Linked DNA regions of Homo sapiens: region 2 is linked to region 1. Evidence: chromatin contacts called from ENCODE Hi-C data. All regions are on one chromosome and are shown on one strand. The core of a region is the stretch at or near the end of the contact, and the rest is flanking DNA. Distances in the headings are between cores, read along the strand shown.

What was found. A loop is a pair of places that touch in the nucleus more often than their neighbours do. Pooled maps may share reads with other maps.
Region 2: a loop to region 1 is called in a map of sciatic nerve, with 5 times the contacts of the local background. The contact joins two enhancer-like sites. A Hi-C loop is called at or near these places in 1 of 168 maps with a recorded cell type or tissue (sciatic nerve), 1 of 37 single-sample maps with no recorded cell type and 4 of 50 pooled maps.

The regions. Positions count from the first base shown.
Region 1 is chr6:56,397,182-56,403,904 of GRCh38, forward strand. No RefSeq gene overlaps it. Among named protein-coding and RNA genes, the nearest start is that of COL21A1, 150 kb to the left of the region's middle. Within about 2 kb of position 2,315, at least 3 of the 41 ENCODE cell types and tissues checked have a DNase peak (open chromatin) inside an H3K27ac peak, as active enhancers do.
Region 2 is chr6:56,861,241-56,867,961 of GRCh38, forward strand. All of the region lies in intron 3 of DST (dystonin), which reads right to left. DST-AS1 (DST antisense RNA 1) reads left to right here. Exons shown (of 4, transcript NR_125866.1): 2 at 588-675; 3 at 1,831-2,004; 4 at 2,615-3,098. Among named protein-coding and RNA genes, the nearest start is that of DST-AS1, 21 kb to the left of the region's middle. RefSeq lists an enhancer at 1,360-1,409. Within about 2 kb of position 3,256, at least 5 of the 41 ENCODE cell types and tissues checked have a DNase peak (open chromatin) inside an H3K27ac peak, as active enhancers do.

The DNA of each region.
Region 1 (6,723 bases), core at 1,065-3,564:
TAAAACAGACTTTAAAAAAAAACAGTAAAAAAAATAGACAAAGTCATTGTATATAATAGAAGGATCAATCCAAAAAGAAGATATTACAACCTTAAATATATGCACACCTAACTCTAAAGCTGCCAGATTCATAAAACAATTACTACTAGACTTAAGAAATGAGATAAAAAGCAACACAATAATACTAGGGGACTTCAACACTCCACTGACAACTCTAGACAGATCATCAAGTCAAAAAGCCAACAAAGAAATAATAGACTTAAACTATATTCTAGAACAAATGAACCTAACAGATATTTACAATTCTACCCAAGACCTGCAGAATATACATTTTTCTCATCAGCATGTGTAACATTTCTCAAGATAGACCATATGATAGGCCACAAAACAAGTTTAATAATTTTTTAAAACTCAAAATCACATCAGGTATCTTCTCAGGCCACAGTGAATAAAACCATAAATCATCTTTAAAAGGAACCTTTAAAACTATACAAATATATGGACATCAAACAATCTGCTTCCAAATGATTTGGGGCTTAACAATAAAATGAAGATGAAAATTTAAAAATTATTTGAAATAAGTGATAATAGCAACACAAATTATCAATAACCCTGGGATACAGCAAAAGCAGTGCTAAGAGGAAAGTTTATAGTGCTAAATGCCTACATCAAAAAGCCTGAAAAATCACAAATTGACAACCTAACATCACACCTTAAGGAACTAGAGAAACAAGAACAAACAAAACCCAAAGCTAGCAGAAGAAAAGAAACAACAAAGATCAGAGAAGAACTGAATGAAGTTAAAACAAAAAAATTCAAAAGATCAATGAAACAAAAAATTGATTCTTTGAAAAGATAAACAAAATTGATAGAGCATTAGCTAGATTAACCAAGAAAAAAAGAGAGAGGATTTAAATAAGCTCAATTAGAAATAAAAATGGAGACATTATAACCAAAACCATAGAAATACAAGAGATCATTCATGACTAGTATGAACACCTCTATAAACACAAACTAGAAAATCTAGAGGAAATGGATAAATTCCTGAAAAAATAAAACTCTTCTAGATTAAATCAGGAAGAAACAGAAATCTTGAACAGACTAATAACAATCAGTGAGATTGAATCAATAAAAAAAAATTGCCAACAAAAATAAAGCCCAGGGCCACATGGATTCACAGTAGAAATCACGCCCCTGCACCCCAACCTGGGTGACAGGGTAAGACCCCATCTCACAAAAAAAAAAAAAAAAAAAAAAAAAAAAAAGAATGAATCTAATTCAGAGAATGAAGTAAATGATATGATCCCAATAAGCACCTACTTTTTAAAATTAAAAGTGATAATTTTATTATGTGTGTTGATCCTAAATAAATGCAATTTGACAGTGCTATGTTGACGTGATTATAAAACTACTTTGTTTTTTGAAAGATTGAGGAATCCTTTGGTTTTATTATCATTGTCATTAAAATAGCAAAATAATTGAAACATTTTGCCTTTCATAGCTAAAACACCTTTCATTTTCTTGAGGGCTTTTTTCCCCTTCATTCATAACTGTTCATCATTTCTTTTTCTTAGCTTAATCTTCTTTGAGGCACACATTCCATTTAACCATTAAGTGGAATTACCATCCTACCAAATAATTTCTGTCCTCTCAATCTTGTTCTTAACAAGATATAAAATGTACATTTTTCTAGAACCCAACCTGATCATGAGATTATTGTTACTGAGGGCTCACAGGAAGGTCATAGTAAAGGCCAATTAAATGTTGATCTGTGAGGTTTGTGGGGAAAGGGATTCCAAGTTATGTCTTCTTCCCCCTGACTTTGTTTCTCCTAGCTCATATTCCTAGGACATTTTTTACTCTAATGGGCCTCGTCCTGTTGATGTCTTCCCCAGTTCCTAAACCCAATCATAAAGGAGCAAGCAAACATTGTAGCTTCAGATTCTCCCCTTCTTTCCACTCACCAATTCCTCTTTCCAGGATATTAGGGAATTGTAAAATGTTCCTCTCTGTCTCTAGCAACATTTTTTGCTTAAAGTCTATTTCATTTCATCTTTGTATAGATACTTGAGCTCTCTTATGATACTTGAGCTCTCTTATGATACTTCAGCTTTTATGTTTGCATGGTGTGTGTGTGTGTGTGTGTGTGTATTTATCTGTAGTATAATAAAAAATAAATACTTGATCTTTGATCCTCTACTCTTGGCACAAATCTCCTAAAACCTTTGGAATTTACTGGCTTTGCATCTGGATAAGATGACTCATGGTAGTGGGCAGCAGTGGGCTGCGTAGATATTCAGGTTAGGGGCTGGTCACCAGATAAACCAATCATGTAATTAGAGGGTTGCAACTTGCAGCCCCACCCCCTGACCTCCAGTGCTGGGATTCACTCAGGATGCTGGCAGAAATATTAAAGGGAAATATTAGGGAAAGTTATAGGGAATAGTCACAAACCTTTTTGGAAGGCCGAAAGGTTACATAGCTTGTAATAACTGAACAGGCTGAAGGCAGCTGGTTCTTACCTTAGAGCATTATGTCATAGGGTAAATACTAGAGATAACAGAGTCTTCCCCAGTTAATTTTGTTTACTCTACCTCCATTAACTAACCTTTGAGCCAGATAGCCCTCTCGGGGTGGGGGGTGGGGGAGGTCGACCAGGGATATTGCCCCCTAATGGTATTTACTTTAGACTGCGGTACCTGAACTTTAATCATTCATAAAACTACTCTCTTAACCATGTTAATTATTCACAAGAGTGTTGACTCAGAGCTTCTGTTGTTAATTCTATACTAAATAAATGCCTGGAGTGCAAGCTGCTCAGGGCCGGCCGCAGTGACAAACCTCTCTTGGTGTGCAGGCGGTCGGACACTCAGCAGGACTGGCAAAACAGAATATCTGTGTGTCAGTGTACGTTTTATTCATCTGTCGTTGGGTCAGGGTCTGAAGGCAGACCCCCGCAGCTAATGCCCTTTTGTGGGGAGCAATGTCTCACTCCAGGGAAGACAGAGGGACTAGAGACTGAATTCAATCACCAATGGCCAATGATTTCATCAATCATGACTATGAATGAAACCTCCAAAAAAGAAAAAAAAAACAAAACCCCTAGATGATGAAGTTCAGAGAGCTTCCAAGTTTGAATACATCTGCATGCTAGAAGGGTGATGCACCCTGACTCCATGAGGGCAGTGGCTCCTGTGCAGGGATATCATCCTGAAGTACCTGGGCAGCCCACTCCTGCCCACTACCATGAGTCATCTTATTCGGACACAAAGCCAGTAATAGTAAGTAGAGTGCTTTTCTGAGTCCTGAAGGCTGTTCTAGCAAATAATTGAACCTGAGAGACGGTGGGAAGCCCCAAACTTGTCAACTGGGAAGGAGTTTCAGTGACCTGAGAATCCCACTCGCAGCTGGCATCTAAACTGAAAGTGATCTTCCGGGACTAAGTCCTTTAACTTGTGGGATCTGACACTAACTCCAGGTAGATAGTATCAGAATAGGATCGAATTTTGGGGCACCCAGTTGGCGTCAGAGAGTTGGAGAATTGATGTGGGGAAATGATACATATGCAGTGCTGGGGAAAAAAAACAAACTATACACCATCCTTTAATTTTCAACCTATTTTTAGATTGGAATCTAAAGTGTTTCTTACAGACAGCAAAGAGTTGGATCTTGTTTTTTTGTCATTATGACAATCTCTACCTTTTGATTGGATTGTTTCATTCCTTCACATTTAATATTATTATTGATATAGTTGGATTTGCATCCCATTTTACTTTTTAGTTTGTCTCATGTCTTTTTTGTTTCTCTATTTTTTATTTACTGTGTTCTTTTTGTATTAAGTGGGTAATTTTTCTGGTGTATTATTTTAATTTCTTTAATGACTTTTAGATTATATTTTTGAGTTATTTTATTAGCATTCACTAGAGGAATTACAATATATACCTTAATTTATTAGATTCTACTTTAGATTATTACTGTCCTCTTCTTTTCTTTCTCTGGATTTGAGTTACCATAATGCCATTTTCTTACTCCAGTATAGTTTCTTTCTCTCCTTGTGTCAAATATATTGTCAAATATATTATGCCTCTATATGTTATAGGACCAACAATATAATTTCATAGATCTTATGAAATTATATTGCAACTTTTAAATCAGTTAGAGAAAAAAAGAAGAAATATGTAATTATACTTTTTTATAGCTACCTATATAATTACATTTACCAGTCCTTGAGTTTTTCATGTGAATTCAAATTACTCTCCAATTTAATCTTCTTTCAGCCTCAAAAACTTCCTTGTAGGTCTTGGAAGTATTTCTGCTATAAATAAATTTTCTCTGTTTCTGTTAATCTGGGGATTTGTTTCATTTTTAAAAGATAGTTTTGGTTTTTTTTTTGCTTCAGCAGATTGAATATGTTACCCCCTTCTCTTCTGAAATTCACTGTTTCTGACAAAAAGTCAGCTGTTAATCTTATCACTTGTATGTGATAAGTCATTTTTCTTTTGCTACTTTTAATATTATCTCTTTCTCTTTGTTTCACTATGATGTGTCAGAATGTGAATCTCTTTGTGTTTATCCTTCTTGGGGTTCATTGAGCTTCTTAAAGGGTAGTTTAATGTTTTTTCATTAGATTTGGAAAGTTTCCAGCCATTACTTCTTTGAATACAGATGCTCCTAAACTTACACTTTGAATACAGATGCTCCTAAACTTACAATTGGGTTTCATCCTGATAAACCCATTGTAAGTTGAAAATCTAGGTTGAAAATGCACTTAATACACCTAACCTACTGAACATCATAGCTTAGCGTCATCTACCTTAAACATGCTTGGAACATTTACATTAGCCTACAGTTGGGCAAAATCATCTAACACAAAGCTTATATTATAATGAAGTTATTATGAAGAATTTTAAAATTCAAAGTACAATTTCTACTGAATGTGTATTGCTTTCTCTACATTGTAAAATCAAAAAGTTGTTAAGTTAAACCATAGTATACTGGGGACTGCCTGCATTTTTTTTGCCTCCTCTCTCTTCTCCTTCCGGCACTCCCATTACACACATTTTGGTGCACTTAAGGCTGCTCCACATTTCTCTGAGGCCCTTCATTTTTCTTCATTATTTTCTATTCTTCAAATTGTGTGATCTCTATTGAACTATCTTTAAGTCTGCTGATTCTTTCTTCTGCCAGAAAAAGTACCCATTTGAATCCTTCTAGTGGATTCCCATAGAAGTACCTCTTGGCATTTCTTCTGGGTAATTCCTTTTTCTAAACCCACCAATTCCATTCTGCCTTCCAGAGATGATGCAAGCCTTACCCCCAATTACTCCCTCTTGGGGAATTTCTAGACCTTGTCTCTGCCAACTTTCATGGCAGATTGGTCATTATTATCAGATAGCAGATTCTTGCTACAATCCTCTATTCTCTGCAAGGCAACTATCATCACTCCTGTTTTAAATAAATGAGTGTTGGTGTTTGGTGTCCCTGTAAGAGGAGCGCTGCTGCAAATGAGAAACTTTTTTTTTTTTTAAGAGACGGAGTCTTCCTCTGTCGCCCAGGCTGGAGTGCAGTGGCGCGATCTCGGCTCACTGCAACCTCCGCCTCCCGGGTTCAATCAATTCTCCTGCCTCAGCCTCCCAAATAGCTGGGACTACAGACGCATGCCGCCGCACCCAGCTAATTTTTTGTGTTTTAGTAGAGACAGAGTTTCACCATGTGAAAATGTAAACCCAGAATTGAGTAGTAATTTGTCCAGAAATTGAAGGACTAGAACACGGGTCTCTGGAATTTTAACCAGAGTAGTTATTGCATATAAGAATCACCTGAGATTTATTTAAAAGATGTGATGATTATCCAAACCTATAGTGAACATGCAACAAAGAGTTATTTAACTTATTAATGAGGAAATCAGCTGGATAGCAATGGCAATTCAAGGTAGTATGGGAGAGACCGACACCCATAGTAAATGAAAGAAAGTGCTGGAATAAGAATGCCAAATTATTTACAAAGGTGCCAAATATCCTGTAGAGTAATAAAACTTAACATGTGTAATTACCTTTTCTATAACAATTATTTGGATGTCTATCACCCAAAAATTATTTTAAATACATTAATCTCCTACAAGTTACCATCTAATGTCATACAATCTGGGTCTGAATCAATAGTAAATAGAAAGTCAAAAACACAGTCCTGGAAAATTAGATAAACCTTGGATGGACCTGCTAGACAATGCTTCATCATGAAAAGACATGCAGTCATCATTTCATGTTATTTCCAAGTTTTGGATTTTTAAAAAATACACATAAAGTGTTTAGCCCAGATCCTGCCACATAATAAATGCTTGACATATTATAGCATCTTTGTTATTTCTATCTTTGTAATCCTGGCTCAGTCACAACTAGTTGGGTGATGTTGGTCAGTGTACTCTCTTTGTTTTCCTTTTCTCATCTGTAAAGTGGTGATAATGATGGTTTCTATCTTACTATTATGAAGATTAAGGATTTAATATACACAAGGCACTTAGTATCTGGCACAGAATAATCACAAAATAAGTAAAAGTGAATGCTGTCATTCCTCACAGCATTTGGTGTCTCACTACAGTTGACATTTTTACAATATAAGGAAATGAAGCAGTGGGAGGGAACCATTGCTGCCATGGCAAGATGGTGTGTACAGCTAGTCAATGGATGCCTGAAGAACTTTTGCAGCTTGTACTCAAACTGAAGA
Region 2 (6,721 bases), core at 2,006-4,505, 460 kb after region 1:
TGAAACTTTAAGTGCCTGGCACTCCCACTGCCCTCTTCTGAGGAAAGCAGGGCTGTTCCATGTACATTCAGTGAAAACAATTCTGCTGCTACCTTAAGCTGCACCCAATCGGAACCAGGGATCAGTGCCTGATCCCTCTGAGCTGGCTTGGTGGAAAACTCTGCTCAGGTGGGATGCTTCATATTGCATGGTAGCAAACCAATCCAACCACAGCCTCCTCTCAAGAATAAATGCTAAGTTCATTCCAAATGTCCTTAACAATATTTGGGTTTTCCCTGACATTTGTTGCACATCCTCCTCTTAGAACACCTGAGATCCATCTGGAACAACTGTGTGGCTCAAAGCCCCCGTATCTGCACTAAAGGCCCCAGTAGATTTCATTTTATCTCTCTTTCCTGAGGTGATCTGGACCTGTCCCTTCCTTGCTTTACCCCTAGAGGAAGCTATATGGCAGGACGGGAAGCAGAAACAGCCTGCAAGAATACCTGACTTTTATTTTCCACAAGCCTGAATCTTTTGAGGTGGGCATAACCTGGAGGCACAAATGTTCCCTCCCATTCCCTGACACCGTGGTATGCATCTTACAGGACCCCAGAACCTTAACACAATTCTGAGGTGGAAGAAATGGGGAACACCAGGCCTGGCCTCATGGAGACCGGGGAGTCAGAACCTGAGGTGAGTTGAAAAAAAGACAAGGGAACACCTCTTACCCCAGAGTGTACAGACTGAGATTCAAACTCACCGTGTGGGTAGCAGCTGTTTCTTATGTACTTCAGAATCCCAGGTCTTAGGAGGGGGCCCCTGATGAATAATGTCTGTTGGGTGAATTTATTGGCTTGGCAGCTTGGCTTCAGCAGCTTGGTCAAATGTGAGTAGAAATTCAGAAAGAAAGCTCTGCCACAACCAAGGCTAAAAATGCCCCAAGTGTCTATCTGTCTGTCTCTCTCTCGCACACACACATACACAGAGCCCACCAACGGGATCAGCACAGCAGCTACTTCCTTCCTCCAGCATCCTTTCTCATTTTAAGGCTGCTTTGAATTATTCTAGATCCAGGGAAGAAGGGAATGTATTTCCTTTCTTGCTTGTTGCCACCTTATTCCAAATCAGGTAAGAAAAGATAGTGTTTGAGGGGGGAAGATGTTAGGACCTTTGAGTTATCCAACCAGTCTCCCAGAATGAGAAGTGAGAAAAGCACAAGGTGCCTTGAGAGCATCAAGTGGAAGTGGCAGCAGAGGCGTCTGGAAAGCAGGTGGTGGATGAAGATCACAGCAGGGCTTGCATGTGACACTGGGGCCCAGACTTCATCTTCATCTTCATCTTCATCTTCATCCAGTAGGAGCTGGATTGTTGCTGAAGGGTTATAAGTAGTTTGCCCGTATAGCTGTGTGACTCATGGACTGAAGAGGGATCACACTCAGACAAGATTAGTGAGCAGTTACTGTAATGGTCCAGCAATAAATGATGAGAGCCTGAACTAAATCATTGAAATTGGGGGGGAATGGAGAGGATGAATTTGAGAAACATTTAGAGACTGGAAAAAAGAAGGCTGGAGGAAGGTAGGGCTGAGGCTGCTAGGGTAAGAAGTGAAACTAGCTTACTATGCAGGAATGAGAAGAAGGTCAGAAGTCAAGCAAAACTGTAATAGTGGGGAGACAGAGAATAGCAGTAGGAAAATGAGTGGGTCCCAGTCAAGTCATACAAGGAGAGCTCAAGATGATGAGGTTCTTTTTGATAAGCCTCCTAATTTGTGGTGACTCAAACTGGTTTAAGATACAAGGCTGGCTAGACACCAACTTCCAAGAGACCTGCATTTTCTTCCAACTATAGCTCTGGCTCCTGGAGCTGCTGCGAGTGAGTGGTGGAAACCTGCCCCCTTAGAGAAGCTGCAGCTGATCAGCATCATGCAAGGGACTGCTGAGATGGTAGCATGCTGGTAATGAAGTGTTATGGAGCCACTCCATCCTTTATTCATCCTTTTCCTCATACACACAGAGAGCAAAGGTGTATAAACCATCTTGTTCATTGTCCCCTTTCACACAGGAGTTGTTTTGGGGAACATAATAGTCACGCCATTTACACATATTTCTTATAACATTTTATGAGCCATGATATTCTACTTAAAAGCACAAAAATAACAATATCCCTATTTCTTCTGACTTCCAATTGTCTGTAAGTAATAATTGTTCCCACTGCATTTATGAAGTAAATTCACTCATTCTTTCACAGTGCCCATCACAGGGCAGTTAGAATCCTGTGCTACAGCTGTGCAGCCCACACCCCTCTCCTCCTTAGTCATCATGTACACTTAGGATCTGTGTGAATTCCAATCCCCTGACCTTCCTCCCCTTCACAGCTGCCCTCCTGACCCTGAAATATTGCTTGGGTGTTTTTTCTCCTCCCTTTCTCAACCGGGGATTTCCAAGCCAGCCTAATAGCTTCCTCCAACAATAATAAAGCAAAGAAGAATTTTTAAAAATGTGTATCTGTGTCCATAAAACAATATGATGAATTCTATCACAAAAAACAAGCACACCATAGAACATATGACTATATGTTCCTTTGTGCCATCCTTCACTCTCTTCCTCAACTGGCCTTGTGTTTTTGTCCACAGCACAGGAACCAGCTACAGAATTTGCAAGTGGAGAATCCAGGTACCTTTAAAAGTCTATTTAGTGAAAATCTCTGGCTATTGATGTGACGGTTAATTTTATGTGCCAACTTGGCTAGGCCATGGTACCCAGTTTTTCATAAAAGATCAGTCTAGATGTTGTGAAGGTATATTTTTAAATGTGATTAACATTTTATTCAGTGGACTTCAAGTAAAGCAGATTATCCTCCATATAGTGGGTGGGCCTTCTCCAATCAGGCCTTAAGAGCAAAGACCATGGTTTCTCAAAGAAAGAATTTTCCTCAAGACTGCAACATAGAGACCTTGCCTGAGTTTCCAGCCTGATACCCTGAAGAATTTGGACTCAAGACTGCAATATCAGCTCTTTCCTGAATTTCTAGCCTGCTGGCCTGCCCTACAGATTTTAGATCTCCCAGCCCAATTGCATGAGCTAATTCCTTAAAATAAATAAATCTCTGTGTGTGTATGTGTGCTGTAACTAATATATCCTATTGGTCTGTTTCTCTGGAGAACCCTAACTAACACAATTGTCTACCATATTACTGCATAAAAGACTTATGACTCACCTTTACTACATTTCAGGGAAGTAGAAACACCTGCCATAATTCACATTTTACAGTTTTATGGAAAGTAGGCAGGACTTTCACCAAGCTGAGTTAGGAAGCCAGAGTGCTTCACCCAGCCCCATAATTAACTACCCATACTACTACACAAGAAAATTACTTAACATCTTTAACTTGCTCGTATTCTAAACGTGAATAATCATACCTACTTCACTAGATATTAGTATTAAAATGAAATAATGTATGTAAATCCTGTAATATGATGCCTGCTCAGCACATACTACTCAATACATTTCCATAGCATTTTATTATAAAATAAAAAGATAAAACAAAAACTAGATATCGAGTACTTAGAATTGCAGTGATTATAGCTATATGACCAAAAATATATCATTTTGAGGACTTGAAAAAAATATCTACCTCCCTTCACATCACCTGCATGCTGTTGCCTAAATTTCCAGTAACAGATACATTCTTTTGGTTTAAAGCTTTTTATTTCTAATCAAACTACCCATGGATGAAAAATATTAAGTGGCACAGTATCAGTCATTTATGCTTCAGTATGAATAAGGCCACCAGACTATGTCCTGCAGAAGTGTTTTGATAAAACGAAAAGGGAACACTGAGGCTCCTAGAAGTAGATAAGCTGCCTAGATCACAATTTTTCCTGGAGCCATTTCTGACAATCACAGAGACAGAGATTCAAGGAGTCAAATGAGTCTGTCCTAACAGAAACAGCCTAGCCCAATTCAGAACACCATTCAAAAGAAATATGGCCTGGAACACTTTAATTGTGACAATCTACCTCCCTGCTTCCCTAGTTTTCTGTGTGTGTGTGTGTGTGTGTGTGTGTGTGTGTGTCTGTATGTGTGTGTGTGTAAGAGAGACAGAGAGAGAGAGAGCATCTTGCTCTGTCATCTAGGCTGAAGTGTGGTGGTAAAATCACAGCTCACTGTGTGGTGGTGAGATCCCAGCTCATGGCAACCTTGACCTTCCAGGCTCAAGCACTCCTCCCACCTCAGCCTCCCAAGTAGCTAGACTACATGTGTGCCACCACACCTGGCTAATTTTTTTGTTTTTTGAAGAGATGGGGGAAGAGTGGCCAGGGAATTGTCTCACTGTGTTGCTCAGGCTGGTCTGGAACTCCTGGGCTCAAGCAATCCTCCTGCCTCAGCCTTCCAAAGTGCTGGGATTACAGGCATGAGCCACCATGCTCAGCCTTGCTTCCCTAGTTGAAAGTAAAAGCTCATTACTGCTCTGTTGAGTCATAGGGACAGATGGCGTTACCTTCTCACCTGCCTTCCTGATTCTCTAGGTAGAATATAATCTTTGATGGGATCTGATGGAGTCTGAAAATCTGCTACCAAAAACTGCTGCCACAATGTCTGAAATGTTCCCATTAGAGCATTTCTAAGGCACAGGGAGATTTTGAGTTTTATCATCTTCTAAAACACAAAGATAGCTAAATTCAACTGGATTACTAAAATGATATACATAAAGTACATATAGGCATTCAATAAATTAGAGCTATGTTTTTTTTTTGTTTTTGTTTTTTTGTTTGTTTGTTTTGAGATGGAGTCTCACTCTGTTGCCCAGGCTGGAGTGCAGAGTGTAGTGGCGCAATCTCGGCTCACTGCAACCTCTGCCTCCTGGGTTCAAGCAATTCTCCTGCCTCAGCCTCCCGAGTAGCTGGGGCTACAGGTGCATGCCACCACACCCGGCTAATTTTTTTGTATTTTTAGTAGAGATGGGCCAACTCACTATGTTGGCCAGGCTAGTCTCGAACACCTGACTGCAGATGATCCACCCACTGGGGCCTCCCAAAGTGCTGGGATTACAGGCATGAGCCACCATGCCCAGCCAGAGCTATGTTGTTCTTATTCCAAGTCACATTCACCTCTTGCCTGAACAATTATTGGAAAATATCTTCCAACTGATCTTGCTTGCCTCCTTGTCCTCAACGATCTATTCTCCATACAGAAGCTAGATCCAGTCTTCAAAGACCTAAGTCAGAGTACATCATGCCTGTGCTCAAAACCCTCCTGTGGCTTTCCACTTCACTCAGGATAAAATCCAAAGCCTGCACCATGACTTACAAGGCCTCCTGATGTGCTGTTAGGTCTCTGCTCAAATGTCAACCTTTTAAAGAAAGTTCTTCCCCTAAAAGCCTTATGTAACTTTACCCTCCTCACCAATTACTCTATGCCCCTTATCCTGCTTCACTTTCCCCCACAGCACTTATTACCATCTGAAACATTATGTATTTACTTGTTAATCTGCTTGTTGTCTGTCTCCTCCACCAGAAAGTAAGCCCTTTGTTTCATTCATGCTGTGTCCCCAGTTCCTAGCATGGTGGCAAACCCATAGCAGGTGCTCAGAAAATATTTGTGAAATGGGAAAATGAACAGTAAAAGAATTTTGCAAAAGCACCCATACTAACTAGCACACAGTTTGTATGTACTCAACGAGTTCCAATTTCCTGCAATAAATATTAGTTTTTTCTTATTTATCTTTATTTCTTATTTATCTTATTTATCATCGCCTGCAATACTTGCCCTGAAGCTTGTTACAGAACAACAGATTTAAAGCACAACATAGTCTCACAACCCACAGTTAAACCCTCCTAACCATAAATCAGAAATGGGATTGCTCTCAGCAAGCTAACTGGGGGGATAACAGAGAACCGAGGCTAGACCTGGCCCTGCAGTCTGGCAGAGCTCTGTGCCTCCTGACCCAGCTTCACTACTTATTAGCTATAGGACTTTGGACAAACTACTTAAACTTTCTAAGCTTTGGCTTTCTTATTTATAAAGAATATCTACCTCTTAGGGTTGCTATATTAAATGACCTAATGCCCATTGCCAAGCACAGAGCCTGACTCATAGGAAGTGCTTAAGAAATGCCCACTACTGTTAATATTGTTGGTCAGCATCAATAAAAATGCTGTTGATATGAAATGTCTGTCTTTATAACTTCATTTCTTTTACAGTCTCATTTATGGTTATCTCTGGAGTTATAGGGAGCTGATAAAGTTCCAAAAGAGTTTTTAAAAGATTTAAAAACAGGAAATAATGATAGTCATTTATTTATAAAAAGCAGGGCTTGGCTGGATGCGGAGGCTCATGCCTGTAATCCCAGCACTTTGGGAGGCCAAGGTGGGCGGATCACGAGGTCAGGAGATCAAGACCATCCTGGCCAACATGGTGAAACCCCGTCTCTACTAAAAATACAAAAATCAGTGTATTTTGAGGTATGGTGGTGCACAGCCGTAGTGCCAGCTATTCGGGAGGCTGAGGCTGAGGCAGGAGAATCACTTGAACCCGGGTGGCAGAGGATGCAGTGAGCCGAGACCGCGCCACTGCACTCCAGTCTGGCGACAGAGCGAGACTCCGTCTCAAAAAAAAAAAAAATAGTAGGGCTCTCATTTCAGAAAAAACTATTTTTCACTTCCCTAGTATCCTGAAACGTCTGCATCTCAGACTTCTTGATTCTTCTGCTTTAATAAACAGACGGGTGTGCCTGGAGT